Linked DNA regions of Homo sapiens: region 1 is linked to region 2. The links are chromatin contacts, found by Hi-C or POLR2A ChIA-PET in ENCODE. All regions are on one chromosome and are shown on one strand. Each heading gives the region's core, a stretch centred on a gene start or an enhancer-like site at or near the end of the contact. The rest is flanking DNA. Distances are from core to core; before and after follow the strand shown. Region 1 overlaps INTS6 (integrator complex subunit 6). Region 2 holds the start of DLEU1 (deleted in lymphocytic leukemia 1).

The links. A loop is a pair of places that touch in the nucleus more often than their neighbours do. ChIA-PET counts read pairs that join two places held with the same protein, here RNA polymerase II (POLR2A). Pooled maps may share reads with other maps.
Region 1: a pooled map shows a loop between it and region 2 (2.8-fold over the local background). The contact joins the enhancer-like site here to the promoter of DLEU1 in region 2. A Hi-C loop is called at or near these places in 1 of 50 pooled maps. POLR2A ChIA-PET finds 5 or more read pairs at or near these places in 2 of 52 experiments (OCI-LY7 and activated naive CD4-positive, alpha-beta T cell).

What each region holds. Positions count from the first base shown.
Region 1 is chr13:51,417,506-51,420,546 of GRCh38, forward strand. The region is part of intron 4 of INTS6 (integrator complex subunit 6); the gene reads right to left. Among named protein-coding and RNA genes, the nearest start is that of INTS6, 34 kb to the right of the region's middle. Within about 2 kb of position 1,671, at least 3 of the 41 ENCODE cell types and tissues checked have a DNase peak (open chromatin) inside an H3K27ac peak, as active enhancers do; they include OCI-LY7, where a contact is called at or near this core.
Region 2 is chr13:50,080,662-50,083,505 of GRCh38, forward strand. DLEU1 (deleted in lymphocytic leukemia 1) reads left to right here and starts at 1,508. Exons shown (of 7, transcript NR_109974.1): 1 at 1,508-1,896; 2 at 2,481-2,533. All of the region lies in intron 1 of DLEU2 (deleted in lymphocytic leukemia 2), which reads right to left. RefSeq lists enhancers at 1-19, 1,637-2,432 and silencers at 652-946, 810-1,029, 1,430-1,479.

The sequences.
Region 1 (3,041 bases), core at 421-2,920, 1.3 Mb after region 2:
GTGCAATGGCGCGATCTCAGCTCCCTGCAACCTCCACCGCCCAGGTTCAAGCCATTCTCCTGTCTCAGCCTCCCGAGTAGCTGGGATTACAAGCGCATGCCACCACACCCGGCTAATTTTTTGTATTTTTTAATAGAGATGGGGTTTCACCGGGTTGGCCAGGCTGGTCTCGAACTCCTGAGCTCAGGCAATCCACCTGCCTTGGCCTCCCAAAGTGCTAGGATTACAGGCGTGAGCTACTGCACCCGGCCAGAAAATTATTCTTTTCTCATTAAACTGTCTTAACTCTTGTCAAAAATCGACTGACTATAAATGTATGTGTTTTGCTGCTAGACTCTCAATTCTATCTCACTGACCTATATGACTGTCCTTATGCAGTACAATACTGTTGCTTGTTTTTTTCTTTTAATCCCACACTAGAGTGTAAAGAGCAATGGACCTGAAAAAATAAAACAAACAGTCAAGTCCTAGCTCTGCCTCTTAGGTAGAAATCAGCCTTACTAAGACATTTTCCTCACCGTCACAGAATTGAGAATTACAGGAGATGTGAAATTACCTTGTAAACAATAAAAGTTAAACACTTAAGTTTACACATTTTTTAAAATAATTAAGCTCAACCTCATACATTATTTTAGTAGCCAGGAATAAAAGAAAGTAATACAGTAACAGTCCTTCACAATCTGTTTCTAAGAACAGTGCCTAGGCACATGGTAAGCCCTAAATACATATTTATTGAATGAAATTAACCATTTTCCAATTGTTTTGCATTCTCTTTATTCATTTCCTATAACTGTTAAGATTATGAGGAAACAATTTATAAATTTAAAAGCATCCTATATCAGCTTTTTCTTTAGTATATTTCCTTGAAAAAAAAAAATCAAGTAAATTTCCCTTAGGCTATTTCTAACTTTAATACTATTATCCAATATAAGCAATGAAGAAGGTTCTCCTCATATCATATTTATTAAGGAAAGGAAAATTAAGAAATTCTAGGCAACAAAGCAAGATCCTGTCTCAAAAAAAATTATTAAAGTCAAAGTGAATCCCATAAAACTTAATGCCAACCCAATTATTTATTGTTAGTTCCTATTGTTACACTCCACAGTTAAAAATGTGTATCCTTAGGAATATCCAATGTACATCCAAAAGGAATTTTTGATTAAAAAATCAAAACTTTTTTTTAGCTTCTAGTAGTTTAAGGTCAATATTTGTTCAGAGGAAAGAGCAATCACTTGACAACCTGCAATACTGAAATACTTTCTTCAACAAAGTTTTACCCCAACAAATTGCAAAGGTAAAGTCTTTCTAATTTTTTAACAACTTTATTGAGAAATTCATCCATTTTATGTGTTCAACGAGTTTTAGTAAATTTACAGAGTTGTACAACCATCACCACCATGCAGTTTTAGAACATTTCCAACATCTTAAAAAGATCCCTGTGCCCATTTGCAGTCAGTCTCCCAAACACTTCCAGGCAAGCACTAATCAACTTTATGGACATTCCATATAAATGGAATAATGCTATATGAGGTCCTTTGCATCTAGGGTAATGTTTTTCAAGTTCATCCATGTTGTAGCATGTCACAATTCATTCCTTTTTATTGCTAAATAGCACTCCAAGTTTCTTAATTTTATGTCTGGTATAGTTCAACCTACAATCATGTCCTCTTTTATGAGGAAGTGAAAACAGATGAGGTGCCAAAAAAACCTGCTCTTTGTATAGTCCACGCTACTTCTTTCTAAAATGCAAATCTAATAACTTTCTCCTCTACTAAAATCTCTTCAATCCATAAGGTTCCCATCTGTAAGGTTCAATCTATAAGGTTTTCATCAATCTGTAAGACAAAGTCGAAACTCCTTGGCAGAGAATATAGGACGTGCCATGCCAATCTATCTAGTCTCATTTCCTGCTGCTGTTTTTCTTGAACACTTTGCCAGCTATCAATACTGAGGTACATACAGTTCTCCCAAACTCTCTTCAGTGACCTTTATGTCTTTGCATACATCTACTTCACAAACTTGAATTAACCTTTCAAAATCCAACTCAAGACATTTCCTAGAGCCAGCTCCGGCCTCACTTTCTCAACTGTACCATCTTATTAGCTTGTGCTTTAATAATTTTACATCTTACACTATGCCATAACTGTACCTCTCATATCAAACTCATGAGCCAGTACCTAACCCTGCATCTGAACTTCACTACTGTTCAATAAGCATCTGTTCACTTTAACTGAATACTCTCTACTAGTGGTGTTCTACCCACTTCATAAAGGAAAAATCAATTCCATAAAGTCCACTCTCTAAAACTAATGTGAAAAGGATCTAACAGAAGTAGTACAATACAACTCCAAGGTCTAGAACAGTAGTCTACAAAACAGGGTATACACCAGCGATCAGCAAACTATAGCCCACCAACCAAATCCAGCCCAGAGCCTATTTTTTGTAAATAAAATTTTATTGAACACGGCCACTCTCACTCATTTAACATACTGTCTATGGCTGCTTTTGCCCTCCAACAGTGGAATAGTTCCAGTACACACTATACAGGCTGAAAAACCTAAAATGTTCACTATCTGGCCCTTCAAAGAAAATGTTTGCTGACCCCTAGTATAAATCATGATCCATGTTATTCAAGAAGCAAAGATCAGAATTTCCTTTGTATAAATTTTTTCCTCTCATCTTTTTAAAGTTCTATTTTAATATATGTTTTTAACATAATAATATTAATGCAGTAGTCACATATATAATTTCTAAATTTAAAAATGTGCATACACTGGGAATGGTACATACTTAATTTTTTTTTTTTTTTACTAATATAGGTGGTTCATTTAAAAAAAAAAAGTTAAGTCTTAGGACAAGCTTTAGCATTTAAATTTAGTAATCAACGTTATTAGCAATCAATGTTATTACATGAATAACTGAGTTCTGTGAGTGCTTCAAATCACAGAGAAAGAGGCCCAGAATTAAACTTTTTCCAAAATACTCAAAACATCTCTGGAGAATCTTTTTCTGGTGCTAAAAATGTCATTGAAATGATGCAG
Region 2 (2,844 bases), core at 258-2,757:
AGTTAATGCCGTCACTGGCTCACATCACTCAAGAGCTGTGGAGTAAGAATTGATAGAAACCACCAGCTAAGGGGGAAAAAAAAAATCACCGAAGGGAAAGACAAATAACAACTCTCGTCCCTCCTCCTCAGCGTCAAGAAAAGGTGGGGATCGCAAAATTACCGTTAAGTTGTCCGGGTAAAGACTTTTGGGGGAGGAAAACATTAATAGTTTCACAGATTGCTTTTTTCCTTGCGACATGTTTCAAACACCGGAGAAGAAAAAAGTCTTCTAAGAAAGTGCGACTCGGAGGAAATAGCCACGAGAAGGAAATCGTTAGCTCGAAGCCCCATCTTTCATCTCACCCGTGAACACTCCTCCCCTTTGAGAAAGGACAACGCTGCGAGAGCAAATGACAAAAATCCCCAGAAAGAAGCTAAAGTCCAGCATCTTTCCTAAGAGCCCGCTACAACCTCAAAAGCCTGCCCCTGCCCCATCTTGGAAGCGCGAGCCGCGGCCAGTCCTACCTACCTAGAGACCTCACCGGGACCCAGCGCGCCGGGGGAGGGCAGCCAGGGCTTGGGAAACTCTTTCCTGGGGCACCTCACGCTTCAGCGTCAAAAGACAATATAGATAGATGGGTGCCGGGCGGTGGCGGGGGGGACTGTTGCCACGACCCACCGGAGGGACCCATGACTCCGGGTCCTGAATTTTCTGTCGACCTTAAGTTTCTTGTCACGAGATGACGGCCATCACCGGGTCGAGAAAACGGCGAGAAAAGGCGGCCCGGTTCGGAAATGGGGGAGGGGCGCGCGTCCAGTCCTCCTGTCAAGGAGCGGCCGCCTGCAGAGACCCCGCAGTGCGCCGTCCCCGGCTCCGGTCCCGGGCGGGGGGTCTTGCTGACAGATCCGCTGGGCGGCGGCTGCTCCGCCGCAGCCGGTCCGCGTCCCGCTCAAACTGCAGCTCCCCTCCCCCCACAGCCCCGTCTCTCCGCGCTCCCGCCACATTCCGCCCGCCGCCGCCCACTCGCAGACGCCCAAGTTGCCCCTAACCCTACTTCCTCGGATTTTTCGCGATTAAGTGAGAGTAGACCCCGCGCCCACTCCCTGCACCCACCACTGCCTGCGGGTCCCACCACTGCCACCTCCCGAGTCCCGCTCTGCTACTTCTTCAGGCTCTTACCGACTGCGCCAGCCTTGGCGAAGCTCCGCCGACTGCCCTTTGCTCCAAGTAATTTTTGGCGATTTTTAAAGTAATTTTTCCGGCGGAGTCATAGTGGCGCTATACTCTCGGACAGGTTATCCTGTCTCTCCCGCTAGATTGATGAGATCAGGCATCACTCGAAAATGGCGCCGAAAGCGCTGAGGCTCCTCATTCAAATTCGTTAGAGCCAACCCCGCCGCCCCAGGGAATGCCGGGAACGCGGGCTGCCTCCACAGCTGTCAATACCGCCTCTTAACCCCCCTTCTCTTGCTTTCCCGACATTTTTACGCATGCGCAAACTCCAACCCTCCCCCCTCCTCCCGCCAGGCACATGCGCAGAATCATCGTGGTGCACGGCTCTCCCTTTGCTTCTTCGGTTGCAGTCCTCTTGCTTCTTGCGCGTGCGTGTAGCGCTTTTGCAAAGCCGCGGAGGTGAAGTGAACTTAGAGGTTGTGGGGCCGAGGGGTCGTCTTATAGCTACCAGCCCACAGGCATTTAGTCTACGTTGGAGGTAAACAAATACGGGTCCTGCTTAGGAGAAAAGAAAAACGTCTTACAGCCAGTGTCTAAACTCCAAACAACGGAATGTATCAATGAGACCTTGTATATGGATACACGTGCATTTAAAACCGCCCTGCCGGCTTGTAGAGCTTTTGCCGTTCTCCAGCGCTTTACAGGGGTTATCGCACTTAAGCCTCGGAACAACTTTACCAGGTAGGAACTATTACTGTTCTCGTTTTGAAGACCAGGAAACCTAGGCTCAGAGACGTTAAGTAATTTGCCCAAGACAGCACAGGTGGCACAGAAGTGGATGAATCCACATCTGTCAGATTCAGCAGCCCTGGAGTTCTCTACCACGCTGTACGATTCAACCTGAGCCCACACAGGAGGCGTGGTCTCCTTCTTCAACGGTGTGTGTGTGTGTGCGCGCGCGCCTGCCTAGAGTTAATGATTAAGTTTGCTGAAGCCCTTCTTCCCGGTCCTAAGCTGCCTGTTGCGAAGGCGCTTTCATTGAATTCAGTTTCTCTTACCGTCTTAACTTGTTCATAAACTTTTTGAGATAGGAATGGGCAGTTTTTCTGTGTCACTTAGGATGATTTTTTTTTTTAATGGCGTGATAAGTGAACTGAATCCAGCAAAGACGAGTTTCTGTTGTGCAACACGTTGGTATACTGACAGCTACCACGTATTGACTGTGTACTGTGTGCTGGGCACTGTGCTAAATAAATGATTTACGAATTAATCGTGTTTATTGCTCACAACAGCCTTATGAAGTAGGTATTATCTTCACTTTACAGATGAGGACACCTGAGGTTCAGATTAAGAAATCTGCCCCAAAGTCTTAGAACTGGTAAGTAGAAGCACCATATCTAGGCAAACCTGTCTACCTTCAAAAAAAATGGGCACTCTGATAGGACAATTAACGATAATAAAGTTGTAATTTTTTTTTTTTTTTGAGACGGAGCCTCGCTCTGTCGCCAGGCTGGAGTGCAGTGGCGCGATCTCGGCTCACTGCAGCCTCCGCCTCCCGGGTTCAAGCAATTCTCCTGCCTCAGCCTCCCGAGTAGCTGGGACTACAGGCAAGTGCCACCACGCCCAGCTAATTTTTGTACTTTTAATAGAGACGGGGTTTCACCATGTTGGCCAGAAGGGTCTCGATCT